Regions from separate parts of the Homo sapiens genome. Here all the other regions are linked to region 2. A link is an interaction called in ENCODE POLR2A ChIA-PET data of the cell type or tissue named here. Cell type or tissue: PC-9. All regions are shown on one strand. Each heading gives the region's core, and the rest is flanking DNA. Links, peaks and the distances in the headings are about the cores only. Region 1 overlaps VWF (von Willebrand factor). Region 2 holds the start of LOC105369625 (a long non-coding RNA gene). Region 3 overlaps SCNN1A (sodium channel epithelial 1 subunit alpha).

The links. ChIA-PET counts read pairs that join two places held together with the same protein. Peaks named below come from ENCODE experiments on the same cell type or tissue, not always from the same donor. Only the 100,000 strongest peaks of a DNase experiment are listed, where the experiment ranks them.
Region 1: POLR2A ChIA-PET joins it to region 2 with 16 read pairs; 7 of 35 experiments call an interaction of 5 or more read pairs at or near these places.
Region 3: POLR2A ChIA-PET joins it to region 2 with 52 read pairs; 7 of 35 experiments call an interaction of 5 or more read pairs at or near these places.

The regions. Positions count from the first base shown.
Region 1 is chr12:6,051,586-6,056,585 of GRCh38, reverse strand. It overlaps VWF (von Willebrand factor), which reads left to right. Exons shown (of 52, transcript NM_000552.5): 16 at 3,803-4,043. Among named protein-coding and RNA genes, the nearest start is that of SNORA120, 14 kb to the right of the region's middle. In PC-9, for the core only: CTCF peaks have their summits at 74 (motif pointing left) and 2,946; a DNase peak (open chromatin) is centred at 2,825.
Region 2 is chr12:6,291,928-6,300,019 of GRCh38, reverse strand. LOC105369625 (a long non-coding RNA gene) reads left to right here and starts at 4,613. Exons shown (of 5, transcript XR_001748979.2): 1 at 4,613-4,769; 2 at 6,811-6,921. RefSeq lists an enhancer at 3,867-4,367 and a silencer at 6,421-6,631. In PC-9, for the core only: no CTCF peak of the experiment used is centred there; DNase peaks (open chromatin) are centred at 3,659, 4,659 and 5,409; H3K4me3 peaks cover 425 bases; H3K27ac peaks cover 3,841 bases.
Region 3 is chr12:6,368,547-6,373,546 of GRCh38, reverse strand. The region is part of intron 2 of SCNN1A (sodium channel epithelial 1 subunit alpha); the gene reads left to right. LOC105369626 (a long non-coding RNA gene) reads right to left here. Exons shown (of 4, transcript XR_931591.3): 2 at 4,714-4,932; 3 at 2,603-2,787; 4 at 1-392. Among named protein-coding and RNA genes, the nearest start is that of SCNN1A, 4.5 kb to the left of the region's middle. In PC-9, for the core only: a CTCF peak has its summit at 2,447 (motif pointing right); DNase peaks (open chromatin) are centred at 866 and 2,216; H3K4me3 peaks cover 3,347 bases; H3K27ac peaks cover 4,613 bases.

The sequences.
Region 1 (5,000 bases), core at 1-5,000, 240 kb after region 2:
AAAGCTTGGGTTTCCCGTGGCCGCTGCCACCTAGTGTTCGTTCAGCACAGAAGGTCAGGCTGTGGAGCGAATGGGTCCCAGATCCCACTGGGTCTCCGCCTCCCTTAAGAGTCCGATGAAGGCAAGGGAAATTCACATACAAACCCTTTGCTTGTAACTCCAGGCAAACCACCGATGGACAAAACCTCTGGCGTTGTATAAAGTTACCTAAAGGTGAATTACATCACTGTCCCCAGTTGGCTTTAGATTCTCACTCTGCACTGTTGGATTCCTGGCACCAGAGGTGGTATCTATTGTGCTCACTTTTTTGTTTTTGTTATTGCTCTGGGGACATTTGCTGCATGCCCAGTGTGGTCGGGCAACAGTGATGATGTGGAACTCCAAACTTACTGTTAGAGTCACAGATGGAAATGGCCGCCCTACTAGATACCTATCCTACTAAGTGAAAGGATGAGTAGATTCAGGGCAGGGAAAACCAAGGAAGGCTTTCTGGAGGACGTGTACTTGGCTAGGGTTTTAAAAAGCTGCTTTCTTGGCAGAGAAGACTTGTTTCCAATGGTAGAATCATAGTAGGCATAGAAGTGACGAGTATATTCTGTTAAGAATAAGGCATAGTGGATATTCTGTTTTTTAGGGTAAAGTAGATGTGTTTAGAAATTAAAATGTAGGTGTAGTCCCAGCTACTTGGGAGGTTGAGGCAAGAGGATTGCTTGAGTCTAGGAATTTAAGGCTGCAGTGAGTTATGATCGCACCACTGCACTCTGACCTGGCCAACAGAGAAAGACCCTGTGTGTGTGTGTGTGTGTGTGTGTGTGTGTGTGTGTATACATATATATATATATAAAGTAGATGGTCCTGTTGGAAGAGGAGTTATGAGAAACAGTGAAAGGAATTAGCATCTATATTTCAGGAGCAGTGTAGGCATGGGGACCCTAGAAGTGCTACTATTTTGGGTCCAATGAGCCAACTCATGTTTTGAGTTGTAGAAATGTCATATGAAAGAGGAGCAGAGACAACAGTAAGGACGAAAGGGACGAGCACATAATGCAGCCGTTGTGCCCTCCCCATTCCTCCAGCTCTGGGATGTCTTGGGGAGCCACAGGCTAGGGGCTGGGACAACTGGGTCTGGGTCCTTACTGGCAACTTTCCCGTGAGGTACCAGTTATGGGACCTTGAACCCTTCACGTAACCCCTTTGCACTTCAGTTTCTTCCTTAGCATTTGCTATTTAGAAATTGGGGAAAGTAATGAGGAGTGAATGAGATGCTGCTTGTGAATATTCTTTGCTTGTCCACCAGTGTTAGAAATGATGCATTATCAGTATGTGGCAGCATCCGCAGGATTTCTTAATTTAGGACATTCTCCTGGAATGCTAAGGGCCCACTGAAATATTCTTTAATCTGTCATGAACAGCCATTCTTAACCTCCACTGAACAGAACAGGGGAAATGGGCTGATGCTTCAGTAGTGGGGATAAGATTCAGTTAAAGAATGTCTTGACTCCTGAGGCATTACGATAGGGTAGAAAGGGTGGTAGGAAGGAGCTTTCCCTGGAGACTGTTAAGGACAAGAGGGGTCTGTCTCTGTGGGTTTATGTGACAAGAGACTGGGCTGACCAGATGGCCTTGGGCTGTCCCTTTGTACCCAAGGCAGTTGGGTAAGTCTCCTGGGTTCTTGCCCCAATCTTTTCTTGACTTGGAGAAGAGCTCAGGCTCAGCTGTCCCCTCTACCCACTTCCACTTTCTCTTCCAGAGAAATGAACAGAGCTCCCTAAACCAGTGAATCTATTCGTAAGAAGAGGTCACATCAATTGGAGACACTCAGGGAGCACAGACTTACCATGTAGCTACTTTGTGGGATGGTGTGAGGAGATTGATGAGAAGCACACACATTTTTTTTCCTCTTGCAAATTGGTTGTGCTCCCTTTGGGAAGACAGGACCACAGGCTTTCTGAAGGCAAGGACCAGGGCTGGCCATCTCTGCCTCCCTGGGCCTAGCATAGCCCCTGGCATGCAGTGGATACACAAGAAGTGTCTGCTAAACTGAGATGTGCATTGTTTCTTTGGGGAAGAAGGCTAAAGGAGAAATTTAATAAGGCTCCAAGCCAGCCCTAGAGATAGCCTATCAGAACAAAGAAAGTTCTCAAGTCTAGCTGCTTTTTAATGGGTAAAATGTGCCCTTGTCATTGTAGGCTCAGGTGGTTGAAAGACATCTCCATCTTTATTGTCTAACACATCCTGTCTTAACCTACACTCCCTCAGTATTCATCCAATAATCCAACCTTTCCATTCTTGCAGAGAAAAATCAATGTCTAATAGGATTAAAGAGGCCCTCCCTTCCCAGCTACCTTCAAACACCAAGTTCAGGGTGGTTGTAGGAGCGGGAGGCTGCAGGGTCTCTCCAGAGGCTCCCCACTCCATTGTTCAGGCTCACGGCCAAGGCTTACTTTTATAACATCTGTGAAATGCCCTGCCAGTAGGTTTCTGCTGGAGCAATGGATTTGAACAGAGAGGGGAAGGATTGTGATGGTCTCAGAAGAAGCATGCCCAGGGTGAGGTTCTCATTTCTTGGGCAGCAGCTGGTCTGCACAGGGAAGGCATTTTGAAAGGGCAGAATGCTCCCCACACCTTCCCTGTCCTCTACCCTGCCCATAAGGAATTTTGTCACCAGAATGCCAGAGCTTCTGAGGCCTAGGCCTTTCTCTGGAACACTCCTTCCTTCTTGGGACCGCTGAGCTGGGGCTGTTTCCTTAGCAATAAGAATAATAATTATTATCAGTGAACATTATTAGCAGTGAACATTCTCCACATGCCAGACATTCTTCTAAATGTGTTAGCTCATTCAACCTTCACAAAGACTGGGTGGATACTGTTATTCCATCCAGTGAGGATACTGCCCAAGATCACACAGCCAGCTAGTGGTGGACCTGGGCGTGAACCCAGGTATTTGGGATACAGAGCCCGTTCCCTTAGCTGCGTTGCCACTTTGCTACACTTCCTTCTGGCTTGTGTCTCTTGCAGTATTTTTCTGTGGGAGGCTAGGGAGGGTGAGGGCTGTGGGCAGATGGGTGCAGCCCATTTCGCTGTGGTAGGCATGAGTGTCCCTCCTCTTTGGGACCAGCATGTCCTCAAAGGGACTGTTTTCTTTCTAGAGAGTAAGGGTTATGAGCATGAGCTTTAGGGCTGCAGAGAGCTGAGTTCAAATCCTTCCTCTGCTTCTTCCTGTGAGGTATACCCCTAACAAGTCACTCAGCCTAAGTTTCTTGAAAGGGGGTGATGAGAGCTAACTCGGCATGAGGCATAGAGCCCACGTAAGAGCAAGGCATTCAGTAGGTGCTCCATAAATGGTACTCATTGTTGTCACGGGGTATGCCCTTGCCCGTCATTCCCAGTACTTTTTAATATTCACAGCTTCAAAACCTGCCAGGATTTCTACTACATCCTAGGCTTTGAGAATTCAGAGATGACTAATGCACATTCCCTGTGGTTGAGGAAAGGAGAAAATGTGTGCCCCCATAATTATAATACATATCTGCATGCTGAAAAATACACATTTGCTCATAGTGGGAAAGGAAGTTGATGACCATACAGATATAATTGGGGGTCACTTGGGGAAAACTGGGTAAAGGGTACATGGGATCTTTCTGCATTACTTCTTGTAATTGCAAGCAAGTCTACAATTATCTCAATAAAAATTTTAATTAAATAATTGGGGGTCACAGCTACAAGGGGTGGCAAGTCCTAGAACCACAGTCCTTGCTGTCCAACATTCCCGCTGAGGCCTTACTTCTCCTCTCTCTTCTAGAGCTGAACTGCCCGAAAGGCCAGGTGTACCTGCAGTGCGGGACCCCCTGCAACCTGACCTGCCGCTCTCTCTCTTACCCGGATGAGGAATGCAATGAGGCCTGCCTGGAGGGCTGCTTCTGCCCCCCAGGGCTCTACATGGATGAGAGGGGGGACTGCGTGCCCAAGGCCCAGTGCCCCTGTTACTATGACGGTGAGATCTTCCAGCCAGAAGACATCTTCTCAGACCATCACACCATGTGGTAAGTGCAGGCAGCAGTGTCAGGGACCTCTAAAACAGCAGAGCTGGGGAGGAAAACGGGACCCCCAAGTCCTTTACTTCATGGATGGGTAAACTGGGGCCCAAGGAAGGAAGTGACTTGTCCAGAACTGTACAGCAAGTCAGAAGCGGAGCTGGGATTTGGTCCAGGTCTTCTGACTTCCTTACTACACAGGGAACTGGGATTCCTGGCTGGCAGTAGGAGTTCTTGAGTTTTATTGCCAACTGTTATGTGTTGGCCCCCATTTCTGGGCTTTAGGTCTCAGTTTTCCTTTTCTGGAACAGGAAAAGGGAGATCTGCCTGTCACCCTCCTTTCCAGCCTGCTTTCAGTATTCTCAAGCTGAAGCATTTGAGCAGGAAGAACATGGACCACTGCAGCGCTGCCTCCATGGGGCATTGCTACCCTGACCTGCTTCATGCACTTCCCCAAAATAGCTCCAAATCATGCTTGCTTCCTGCAGCTCTTTGCCTAGGCCTTCTGTGACAGTCGGTTTCAACAGGGTTGCCATGAGCGTGGAAGAAATTTACAACAGGACATTTGTTGAGCAAACACTTACCTGTCACCTGTTCTGTCTTAGTTCTGGCTAAGAATTGGTGGTCTAAAGATGAGCCAGGCTGGGGCAGTGGCTCACATCTGTAATCCCCAGCACTTTGGGAGGTGGAAGTGGGAGGAATGCTTGAGCCTGGGAGTTTGAGAGCAGCCTGGGCAACATAGTGAGGCCCTGTCCCTAAATACAAAGAAAAAAAAATAGTTGGCCATGGTGGTGCATACCTGTAGACCCAGCCACTTGAAATACTGAGGTGGGAAGATTGCTTGAGCCCAGGAAGCCAAGGCTGCAGTGAACTGTGATCGCGCCACTGCATTCTAGCCCGGGCGACAGAGGGAAATCCAGTCACCAGACACAGTACCTGATAGTCTACTAGGGAAGACCAGTTAGA
Region 2 (8,092 bases), core at 1,782-6,781:
GAACACTAAAGTGCCTTTGATATATGTTTGTTTAACTGGAGGAGGCAATGTTCATCTATTGAAAGTAAATGTGAAACTTTTCACTTCCCCCTTCTTTTTTTTTTTGGAGACAGAGTCTCGCTCTGTTGCCCAGGCTGGAGTGCAGTAGGTGTGATCTCGGCTCACTGCAACCTCCACCTCCTGGGTTCAAGCGATTTTCCTGCCTCAGCCTTCTGACTAGCTGGGATTACAGGTGCCCGCTGCCCACGCCCGACTAATTTTTGTATTTTTAGTAGACATGGGGTTTTACCGTGTTGGTCAGGCTGCTCTCGAACTCCTGACCTTGTGATCCGCCTGCCTCAGCCTCCCAAAGTGCTGGGATTACAGGCGTGAGCACCACACCTGGCCTCACTTCCCTCTTCTTGAAATTGTGCAAAATATTCAGAGAAGAGCAGTCCCGCCAGGGTGGCAGACAGCCTGGCCCTGGGCTCTGTGTGAGCTTCACAGGAGATCGGCCTTGTCTGGGTGCTTTTAAGAATCATGATGATCTTTAAGATAGATAAGGCATGGAGCTCTGCCTCGAGCTTATCACATACATGACTTAAGGTGCTATCACTATCAGTGTTTACTACCTGACTCTCCCTTAGCACTCAAGTATTCCTGGGGAGCTTTAGGGATATGGAAAGTAATACTGTCCCTACTCCTGCTTCACCCTATCTGAGCCCACAACATCCCAACACATCTTCTTAACTTCACATTTTGCCCTTTACAAAAATATATATAGGACAGAGAAGACACGAAGACCTACAAGAGGTTTGTGGTGATTTCATTAAACGAAGACTTGCCCACACTGATATTATTATTTATTTTTTAAAATTTTATTTCAGTAGATTTTGGGGAACAGGTGGTGTTTGGTTACCTGGATAAGTTCTTTAGTGGTAGTTTCTGAGATTTTGGTATACTCATCACCTGAGCAGTGTACACTGTACACTTTTATCCCTCACCCTCTCCCACCCTTCCCCCTGAGTCCCCAAAGTCCATCATATCATTCTTATGCCTTTGCACCCTCATAGCTTAGCTCCCACTTATAAGTGAGAACATACGATGTTTGGTTTTCCATTCCTGAGTTACTTCACTTAGAATCATGGTCTCCAACTCCATAATATATATCACATTTTCTTTATCCACTCGGTTCAACTCAAACCGATGTTATGAAGCATCCTTTCTTCGGGGCCATGAAGCTTTTACGCTCCAAGCATTCTATCTTAAAATTTGGGAAAGTTGAGAGGTCGTGTGGTGCCTGAAGTGTTCTATGTGGCATGGGTTATTATTATGATTGTTCTTAAGAGAGCCACCTGCCTGGCCTCCCATAGTGCTGGGATTACAGGCATGAGCCGCCACGCCTGACCAGCGTGGATTATTTCTTAACGCACCCCCTTCCTCTACAAAAGTTATTTTCAGCAATAATCATGAATTGAAGTTTTCATATTGGCCCTCATAAAACAAAAATATTACAACTTGTAATTTGCCTTCTATCTCACTGCTTTTTTTTTTTTTTGATCACTGAAACCTCCGCCTCCTGGGTTCAAGTAGGTCTCATGCCTCAGCCTCCCGAGTAGCTGGGATTACATGCGTGCGCCACCATGCCCAGCTAATTTTTGTATTTTTAGTACAGACAGGGTTTCGCCATGTGGGCCAGGCAGGTCTTGAACTCTTGGCCTCAAGTGATCCTCCCACCGTGGCCTCCCAAAGTGCTGGGATTACAGGTGTGAGCCACCACACCCGGCCTCCTTTTCACTGTTTTGAATTTTTAACACAAATACAAAGTCCAAGTAGATAAGAGAAAAATAACTCAAGTTATTCCTTTGTCTTTGCAATCAGGGCACTATCATTGTGTCTTTTGAATCTACCTTTGAAAGGCAGAGATAACGTGGTTCTGTTAGTGGAAAAAAGGGTCTTGATCCAGAGCCCAGAGGGTTCTTGGATCTCGTGCAGGAAATAACTCAAGGCGAGTCACAGAGTGCAGTAAGAAGAAAGTTTATTGAAAGCTATCCTGTTACACAGGAGGGCGTCCTCAGAAAGCCAGCAGAGGACTGCCCCGGCTTTGTTTTAAGTTTTTCTCGTATAGGGGTCTTGTCGATGTAAAGGTTAAACTAAGCTGTTTCTACATGTGGGTGAGCAGACTGCATGAGAGAGTTTATTACTCTGTTGATTTAAAGAAAACTGTCCTTGACGTTTTAGTGTGTAAGTATTAATACATCAAGGTGTAACTATGATTATCTTCAGAGCATATGTTGATACGAGTATCGGGACATGTGGACTCTCCATTGTTGTCGGAGGGTGTCTTTGTAGGCATCTTTAGACTGTTTCCTCAACTGTAAACACACCATGACTATAGGCTGTGACCAGCAAGGAGTGTGCCTTTCTAGCTTTTTGTGTGTGTGTGCCTTTCTAGTTTTAAGATGGGAGTTGATTGGCCAGGTGCTGTGGCTCATACCTATAATCTCAGCACTTTGGGAGGCCGAGTCGGGAGGATTACTTAAGACCAGGAGTTGAGACCAGCCGGGCAACACGGGGAGACCCTATCTCTAAATTAAAAAACAAAACAAAACAAAAAGATGGAGTTGAGTGTAAAATGGTGTCACTCTGGCTCTCCCAAGCTCCTGCTTCCATAGCAGCTCCACACGAACGGAGGCACTGACCAGCCAGAAGTAAGAAACACATGGAGCTGAGTCTGCGGGTGTCGGGGGCCCACTGAATAACGAGTTTTCAGCTTTCATTTCTGCATAGGAGATAATGTTATTTATCTTTTTTTTTTTTTTTTTTTTTTTGAGACTGAGTCTCACTCTGTCGCCCAGGCTGGAGTGCAGTGGCGCGATCTCGGCTCACTGCAAGCTCCGCCTCCCGGGTTCACGCCATTCTCCTGCCTCAGCCTCCCGAGTAGCTGGGATTACAGGCGCCCGCCACCACGCCCGGCTAATTTTTTGTATTTTTAGTAGAGATGGGGTTTCACCGTGTTAGGATGGTCTCCATCTCCTGACCTCATGATCCACCTGCCTCGGCCTCCCAGAGTGCTGGGATTACAAGCGTGAGCCACCTTGCCCGGCCGATAATGTTATTTAAATGCTAAGTTATAAAAACAAGTTAAATTGAAGTTCACATTTTATTTATTTATTTATTTATTTTTGAGATGGAGTCTCACTCTGTCACCCAGGCTGGAGTGCAGTGGCCTAATCTCGGCTCACTGAAACCTCTGCCTCCTAGGTTCAAGTGATTCTCCTGCCTCAGCCTCCTGAGTAGCTGAGATTACAGGCGTGCACTACCATGCCTGGCTAATTTTTGTATTTTTAGTAGAGATGGGGTTTCACCATGTTGGCCAGGCTGGTCTCGAACTCTTAACCTCGGGTGATCCACCTGCCTTGGCCTCCCAAAGTGCTGGGATTACAGGCGTGAGCCACTGTGCCCGGCCGAAGTTCACATATAATTAAAACTCAGTGGTAATGACAGCATTTATTTAGATTTAGAACTTAGACCAATAAAATACTTTTTCAGGGAGGAATGTTTTATCACTGACATTGTTTAGGATTGCTGGCCCAGGGGATAACAAAGAACTTTCGGTTGCTTACTCATTTACAATTCTCTAAGGACAATGCAGCCTCTATTCCCTGCCTTGGCGGTGGTGGGGAAACGGTTTTCACTACCCTGCTATTGCCTACCACTGATAAGAGGCCTACCTTTTTTTATAAAGTGGCGGAAGGGTGACTCGTGTCAAAAGGCTGGCGGGATGCCAGCATGAGTCCTTGGCCCCTCTCCTACTTCGTTCCTATCCTGTCCTGTTCTCCATCTTGCTGTTTGGACAGATGTTGCCATCCTGGACCTTGAGGCTGAGAGACTTGTCCGAGGGGTGGCACACCAGAAGGAGCCTAGGACCCTGGCACTTCATCAGCACTCCATGGAAAGTGCTCCGTCTTCAGACTATGTGAGGGAGAAATAAGATCTCATCTTTTCTGGGGTCTCACTCTCCCACCCAGGCTGAAGTGCGGTGGTGAGATCTCGGCTCACTGTAACCTCCGCCTCCTGGGTTCAAGCAATTCTCCTGCCTCAGCCTCCCGAGTGGCTGGGATTACAGGCGCCTGCCACCACGCCCAGCTAATTTTTGTATTTTTAGTAGAGACAGGGTTTCACCATGTTGGCCAGGCTGGTCTTGAACTCCTGACCTCAAGTTATCCACCCACCTCAGCCTCCCGAAGTGGTGGGATTACAGGCATGAGCCACCATGTCTGGCCCTCTTTTCTGAGGTTTCTGACACTTTCAGGGATCAGGGACATTTATGCCGGAGTCCTGACCTTTAAGCCGAGGTCTGAAGAATGAATAGGTATTTTGTGAGTAAGAAGAGGGAAGAGAATTTCAAGGAGTTGGGGGCTTGGGTAGGAAAGCTAAGAGCCAAGAGACCACATGGTGAGTTTGAGGAACGGAAAGAAGCTTTGGATGGGGGAGCTCAGAGTGCCAGAGTGTCTGGAATAGGAACCCCAGAAGGACTTACTTGTGCAGATGATTGATCTGTGCTCATTGGCATTACCTAACATTCTGTCTGGGAGTTCTGGGGTGCTAGGAGGTTCTCAGAGGCCAGACCAGGAAATCCAGGGCCTCACCTTCCCAGGGTTGCCCCAGGCAACCTCTGTTTGTAAAGAATCCTGTTTATTATCTACTGACTCATGGTCATCTGTGGTTGCTATGGTTCCCACCAACAATGAAGCATAAATCCATTCCTAGAGGGTGGGGTCTGCAAGGTGGGGCTGTCCTCTTCCTTTTCTGGCTCCCAGCTCCTCGCAGCTTCCCAGCCTACAGCAGCAGGGTTGGGGGGTGGGGGGGTTGGGGGAGTGTCTTTGTCTATGGAATCTCAGATGTGGGGCTCCTTGGAAGGGTGGGACAAGGAGCTCAGTGGAGTGAAGGGACAGATCTCTGCAGTCAGGGCTGGGACCACGTCCACTGAGTGAGAGAGAACCGGGCAGCTCTAAGCTGATCAGAAGCCCTGTTCCCTCTGCATAACTAGAGGAGGAGCCCAGGAGATGGAGAGAGAGAGACTCCAGGAAGAGTTAGAGCAGGATTAGGAGACCTGGCCCCTTTCTCCACCAGGGACAAGCAGAGTTTGTTCCCCAAAGTGGTGGCAGATACATAAATGTGAAGCTGGGAGAGGCAGTTGTTTGGCAACAGGCAGAGATGTATATATGTTGTATAAAGGAACCAAGAGAAAGGGAAGCTAGAGGGACAGGTGGACTTTGGAAAGATTATTTCATTTCACACATTTGCACAAAGTCTTATAGGTTACAAAGCATTTGTGCATCTATTTTCTCATTTGCTTGTCACAGAAGCCCTGTGAGGAAGCCAGGGCAAGAAATATCAATCCATTTGAAAATGAGTAAACACTGGCTTATAAAGGTTGCTTAACACAGCCAAGGTCAAAAACAGGACTAGAATTTAGAGCTCCTGGCTCATAGTTCAGTGCTTTCTTTAAACTTTTTTTTTTTTTTTTTTTTTTTTAACAGAGATGGGTCTCTCTGTGTTGCCCAGGCTTGTCTTTAACTCTTAGACTCAAGCAATTCTCCTGCCTTGGCTTTCCAAAGTGTTGGGATTACAGGCTTGAGCCACCACACCTGGCCCAGTGCTCACTCTTTCTTTTCTCTCTTTCTCTCTCTCTCTCTTTCTTTTTTGACAGAGTCTTGAGTCACCACACGTGGCCCAGTGCTCGGTCGCTCCTTCCTTCCTTCCTTCCCTCCCTCCTTCCCTCCCTCCTTCCCTCCTTCCTTCCCTCCTTCTTTCCTTTCTTCCTTCCTTCCCTCCTTCTTTCCTTCCTTTCTCTCTCTCTCTCTCTCTCTCTCTTTCTTTCTTTCTTTTTTTCAGAGTCTTGCTCTGTCACCCAGACTGGAGTGCAATGGCAGGATCTCGGCTCACTGCAACCTCCACCTTCTGGGTTCAAGCAATTCTCCTGCCTCAGCCTCCCAAGTGGCTGGGATTACAGGCACCTGCCACCACGCCCAGCTAATTTTTTTGTATTTTTAGTAGAGATAGGGTTTCACCATGTTGGCCAGACTGGTCTCGAACTCCTAACCTCAGGTGATCCACCCGTCTCGGCCTCCCAAAGTGCTGGGATTACAGGTGTGAGCCACCACGCCTGGCCACCCAGTGCTCTTTCTATCAAATAAATGTCTCAAACTTGGGCTTTCGTGGGTCATTTTAATGGGTGTTTAATACACACAAAGTGCCAAAATTTTGGGTCAACTTAAAAAATTGTCAGCTAGGCGCCACCAGTGGGTCATGCCTGTAATCTGTGTGCTTTGGGAGGCCAAGGTAGGCAGACCACTTGAGGTCAGGAGTTCGTGACCAGCCTGGCCAATATGGCAAAACCCCATCTCTACTAAAAATACAAAAATTAGCCGGGCATTGTGGTGGGCGCCTGTAATCCCAGCCACTTGAGAGGCTGAGGTGGGAGAACCACTTGAACCCGGGAGGCGAAGGTTGCAGTGAGCCAAGATCATGCCACTGCACTCCAGCTTGGGTGATAGAGTGAGATCCTGTCTTGGAAAAAAAAAAAAAATTGTCACTGCTGGTGTGGTGGTGCACCACCTGTGGTCCCAGTTGCCTGCAGAGGCTGAGGTGGTCGGATTGCTTGAGCCTGGGAGGTCAAGGCTGCAGTAAGCTATGATGACACCACTGCACTCCAGCCTGGGCATCAGAACAAGACCCTGTCTCAGAAGAAATTTTGTCTCAAATTTTAAAATAATGTATTAAAACACGAAAAAAGTAACAACAGTGTCTCTGTTTTAAATCAAGGAGAAGGACATTGTCATCTTCATTAGATTGTTTATATTCAGCTTGGTGTCAGACTACTGTGGTGGACATTCTTGGGGAAGGTGATTTGCCACACCACCAGGAACTACATCTGTAAGTACACTACATTCAAAATTTGGAAGATTGTTTTAACCCTGGGTGATGGTGGAAAATAGATTTCTTATCCAACCTTTGGCTTCGTTGGAAAGTACTTCATGTTCTGATGTTGAATTTCAACTGTTTTTTTATTGTGGTAAAATATACATAACATGAAGTTTACCTTTTAATCTCAGTGGTTTTAAAATATACTCAATAATATGTTTTTGATTTCTTTCTAAAAAAAAATCCAATGTTGGGAAATAGTAAAGCGTTGATGTTGCAACTGTGCCAGAGTTCTAAGTTCAAGAAATCCTGGTATTTTATTTCTAACATTAAGGTTGTAAAATGCTGGTCCTGAGTCATAGGTTCTGGTGTGTCACTAAGATACACTACTTGAACAAACCCTTTGCAATTAGATGAATGCTCTTCGTTAGCATATCAATGTCACAAAGTGTCATCCTGCATTTAGAAAAACTTGTGTGATGGAAAGGAAAAAGTAAAACTATCTCTGTTTGCAAATGACGTGATATTATATATAGAAAACCCTAAGGAATCTACAAAAATAATTAGAATCTACAAAAAATAATTAGAGCTATAAAACAGTTCAGCAGAGTTGCAGGATACAAGATCACTTACATTACTAGTTCCGGGCTCTTCTATGTACAAAAATCAGTTGCATTTCTATGCACTAGCAATGAATAACCTGAAAATGAAATTAAGAAGACCGTCTGCTTAGAATAGTATCAAAATGAATAGAATACTTAGGAATAAGCGTTTTTTTTTTTTTTTTTTTTTTTTTTTCTGGAGACGGAGTCTCACTCTTTCGCCCAGGCTGGAGTGCAGTGGAACCATCTCGGCTCACTGCAAACTCTGCCTCCCGGGTTCACGCCATTCTCCTGCTTCAGCCTCCCAAGTAGCTGGGACTGCAGGTGCCCGCCACCACGCCTGGCTAATTTTTTGTATTTTTAGTAGAGATAGGGTTTCACTGTGTTACCCACAATGGTCTCAATCTCCTGACCTCGTGATCCACCCGCCTCAGCCTCCCAAAGTGCTGGGATTACAGGCGTGAGCCACTGCGCCCTGCCAGGAATAAATTTAACCAAAGAAATGCAATAATTGTACACTGAAAAATATTGTTGAAAGAAATTAAACAAGGTCTAAATAAAATCAAAGGACAGCCTATGTT
Region 3 (5,000 bases), core at 1-5,000, 75 kb before region 2:
CTCAGCCATGCCACACCTTGGGAACACCTGCTTCAAGCCAGACACAGGGCTAGGCACCTGGCAAAATGGATTCATGAATAATTCATAAGCCCTTTATTGAAGGCCAGGTAGTTTGCTGTGTTGTGGAGACAGATAAAATAAGATAGCAGAGACAGGCATATAAGCCAGTAACTGTGGCACACTGGGATAAGTATGATAAAAATGGTGAGTTAGTGTACCTTCAAGGAGTGCAAAATCTTTATGGGTGTGGGTGTGAGTGTGTGTGTGCACATATTGGTATGTGTGCGATTTTGGATGCTGGGGATTGGTCATGCTGTGGGTGGAGGCCCCTTCGTATATTCCATCATGTCCAAAGGTGCGTTACGGACTAAGAAAGGGTGGGACGTCCTGTCCTGGAGAGAGAGAGAAAAAAAAAAGCCAGGTCATTTCGTTGATTAACGTCTGTATAATGTCCCAGGTAGGGACCATTTCCTTAGGAAGCTGCCGTGTGCACAGACGCTGCGAAGGTGTCTTGGGTATCTCATTTCATTCTCACATCTTACAAGCCCGGTGCTATTGTTATCCCTATTTTACACTTGAGGAAACTAAGGCAAAGAGAGGCAAGTCACAACATCACAGAGAGAGTGACTGAGCTGTGACTCATCCTGTTTACGCCTAATCCCAAAACTCTGCCTCTTTTTAATACCCAAGATGTGGGGCTTTGAGTGAATGAAACTTCCAGTCAGATGTGGCTTCCGCCTCATTTCAGAGCTCTCTTGGGTCCTTCCTCTTAGCCTCATTTTTCTCCCCCTGCTGCCTGCAGACATCTTCACCCCTTTAGGCCTTGGTGGAGGGGAGGGACCCAGCAGGAAGGGGAAGGACAGCAGGCGGGGCAGTGGGCACTCAATAAATATTTGTGGTTGAAAATATGTCAGTGAGAGATGGAAAGGGAGGGCAGGGGTGAATCGGGTGAGGCCTGCACAGTTCTTAGGTTCTGCTGGATGCGGGGCCCTAGACAGTCCAGGAAAAAGCCGGGGAAAGGAAGCCATAAGCCCTGCCTCTGGGGCCTGCAGGCTGGGAGGCAGCCATCTGCCCAGAAAGAATCCCTCCTTCTTGAAGGGCTGCTGTGGGAGTCGGGAGGGAGAGAACACCTAGGAGAGGAGAGGAGTCGGGGAAGGGCTCCCCAGCACAGCGGGAGGAGATGCAACACCCACCAAGCACTACACACTTGACCTTGTAGTCACATTATGTGCTACACCCTAAAGCTGGGTGCTTTATAGACACTCTCTCATTTAATACTGACAAGTCCAGGGAGGTGGGCAGTATTATTCCCATTTTTTTAGATGAGGAAATTAAGGCTTGGCAAGAGGAAATAATTTGAGCAAGGGAACATACATTATTTATTTATTAAATTAAAAAATAACCGCTGGGCATGGTGCCTCACGCCTGTAATCCCAGCACTTTGGGAGGCCAAGGCAGGCATTGAGGGATCTGGGATGGAGCTCAAACAAGGTTGTTTAAAAGAGCCCCTCACTTGAGGCCAGGAGTTCGAGACCAGCCTGGCCATCATGGTGAAACCCCCGTCTCTACTAAAAATACAAAAATCAGCCAGGTGTGGTGGCGCACGCCTGTAGTCCCAGCTACTTGGGAGGCTGAGGCAGGAGAATCACCTCAGGAGGCCGAGGCTGCAGTGAGCCGAGATCACGCCACTGCATTCCAGCCTGAGCCACAGAGTGAGACACAGTCTCAAAGGAAAAAAAAACAATAATAATGTTTGTATATATTTATGGGCCAGACTTTTTACAAATGAATCTAAATCAAATGATTCTGCTTTAAATTATTTAATTCTCACAACACACCTTGGAAGTAGGTCTCATGATGACTCTTATTTTATGGATGAGGAAACTGAGTCCCAGAGAGTTAAGTAACTGCCTCAACTTCAGACAGACAACAAGTGGTGAAACTGGGACTCAAAAATCATCCCCCGCCCCCCGCCCCACCCCCACCCCCACCGTCCACCCTCACCCCCACCCCCCGCCCCCCCGCCACGCTCCAATGGAAAGCCAGGGCATCTCAGGTTAGCAGCTGAGTCACAAACCTAGTGTGTTTGATTTCAAAGCTCTTTTACCCATTACACTTTAAGTAGGGATCAGGCAAAGACCTCCCAGGGTCGGGGGCAGCTGGTGGGAGCCCAGCGGGCAGAGCAGCAGTCATTGGAGGACAATTTGTCAGGCGTGCAGGAGGGAGGGATCCAGGGCCACTCCTACTCAGGAGAGTGGCAGGGAGGTAAACAGGTTAATGAGCCCCTGTGAGTGAATCACCGGGAGCGCAGTGAATGACTCCTACCGAGGAGATCGGTTGATGAGCTAGAGGAACTGGAGTGAGGCAGAGCTGCCCAGGGCTGCCTACCTGCTGAGGGTCGCCACCAGCAGAGGGAGAGGAGGAAAGTGGACATGCAGGACTCTGTGCTGCTTTCTAACTTCAAGGAAAGGGGACAAAGCACTGAAGACCTTTCAGACTAAGCAAGGAAGTGCTGAGTCCGAAGGGAAGGGTTGGCCACTGCAGCCCCTTTCTCTCTGGTCAACAAAGGGCTTCTTCACTGAAAGGAGAGGGCCAGTCATACCTACAGTCATGGAAAACAGAGCCCACAGACATATTTTTCATCCAGTCCCAGGAACGGTTTAGGCTGGACCCAAGAACTTGGGGTTCTTGAACAATGAAGGAGGTCATGGTAGCTTCTTTCCTGGAAATGGCACAGCAGGAGGCCAGGAGTGGGTGAAGCAAGGGGCAGTTTCCCAGAGAGAGCTCCTGTGGGGAGGATGGGAAAGCCCTGAGCTAGGGAGGCCGTCCCTGCCTGTGGTCCCCAGACGTGGCGGGCAGACCCTGCATTCCCTGGGCAGTCTGGACACCAGGCTGTGCTCAGCAGGGCTGGCAGGAAAAAAAGCCTGGACTGTTGAGAGTTGACATCCCTCTAACCCTGCCATGGTGGTTGGATCCTTCTCATCCCAGGTGGGATGGGGCCTAGGCGGCTCCCACGGCTGTTAGGATGAGCATGGGCTCTTCTGTGAGAGGAGGCCACCGGGGTAAGAGGGAGGGAAGAGGAGGAGAGAGCAGAGTGTCAGCCTCCAAGTCTCCCAGGGTCCTTGCACCCTGCTGCTCCGTCCTGGACACGGAAGAGGGGCTAGAGGGGAGAGGGCCAGCTGCAGGGAAAGGAGATTTTGCTGCCTGATCCCAGATGCTTCAGAGCTGGGAGGCAGACACAGTGGAAAAAGCAGGGGCCGTGGAGTGAACAGGCCTGGGTTCACATCTTGGCTCCAGTCCTTCCTGGCTGAGTGACCCTGGGGAATTTGCCTAGTTGATAGGCCTCAGTTTCCTCAACTGTAAAATGGGGATAATAATGCCTGCCCGATGGAATTGTGTAAGGGTTGACTCACCCTCCAATGTAGGGCTGCCTGCCAGAGCAGATGGGAGTGAGGGCAGTGAGCATGACCTGAGGAGGAGGTCAAGGCCAGAAGGGCTGGACTGTCTGGAAGAACCCACTGTGGGCATTCTTTATCCCTTCCCTCCAGCCGCTGGTCTCCTCAAAACAAGATCGGATGTCTTCAATGTGCTTTCTGTTTAGTGGTCAATTCTCTTAGCTCTAGGTGTCAACTCAAAGGCTCTGCCTCCTGCTATAGGAATTTCTAGTATCACGGGGTCATGGAGGGAGAGATTTTTTTTTTTTTTTTTTTTTTGAGACAGAGTCTTGCACTGTTGCCCAGGCTGGAGTGCAGTGGTGGGATCTTGGCTCACTGCAAGCTCCGCCTCCCGGGTTCATGCCATTCTCCTGCCTCAGCCTCCAGAGTAGCTGGGACTACAGGCGCCCACCACCATGCCCGGCTAATTTATCATACTTTTTTAGTAGAGACGGGGTTTCGCCGTGTTAGCCAGGATGGTCTCAATCTCCTGACCTCGTGATCCACCATCCTCGGCCTCCCAAAGTGCTGGGATTATAGGCGTGAGCCACCGCGCCCGGCCATTCCGTCTTATCTTATGCCAAAAAAGAGGAGCAGTAGACCTTTTGGGAGAGTGAAGGTGGGGCCCTATGGAACCCAGCCTCCTCTGGAGGCCTTGTCACAGGTTTGTGTGTGTGGGATCAAGGGCTGGGAGCCCAGGCTGTGCTCAGTGGGGGGGCTCATCAGTGAGGCCAGGCAGGAGGGAGGCGCGTAGGGTGGCAGGAGGGAGGTGCGTAGGGTGGCAGGAGGGAGGTGCGTAGGGTGGCAGGAGGGAGGTGAGTAGGGTGGCAGGAGGGAGGCGTGTAGGGTGGCAGCATGGAGGAGGAAGCCGGGCACAGAGATGGCATGGGGGCTCCCCAGGGGAGAGGAGTGTGGCCAGAGAAGTGACAACCAGATTGAAGTTGGTGATGAGAGAGAGGGAGGGGCAGGAGGCAGAAGGGACTTGAGCCAGCCTGGGGAAGGAGTGGAAAGGGAGGCCCAGCCAGGATGTGGTGGAAATAACTCCAGGCAAGTGGGGGATCTGGATTCTTCCTGTGTGACCTTGAGAAAGGCAAATTCGCTTTCCTGGGCTCCTGGCTCCTCTGTGTCTTCCTGATAGTCGATGGTCTCTTCACTTTGTGTCACTGAGTATTTTCTCACTTAACCCCCCAAGAGCTTCATGCGGTAGGCAGATCTAGTGTTATGCCCATTTTACAGATAAGGAACTCAGACTGAGAGTCAGAAAGGCTGGGTCACTTACCCCGAGTTACACAGACAGAAAGTGTGTGGCTGGAACACCAGGCCCTACATCTCAGAGAGGTTCTGGCTTGGGTGCTCTTTCTGGGGCACCATGTGGCCCTCCTAAAATAGCCAGAGGTAGCAGGGACGGACCAGAGGGCAGTGTGGTGGTTGGAGTGCTGTCTGACCCATTTGCTAGCTGTGCCAACTGGAATAAGTCATCATGCCTCAGGTTTTTCACCTGGAAAAGGGAATGACAATTGTGTTAGCTAACAGTGGCTAACGGTATACTGTGTTACACTGAAGATT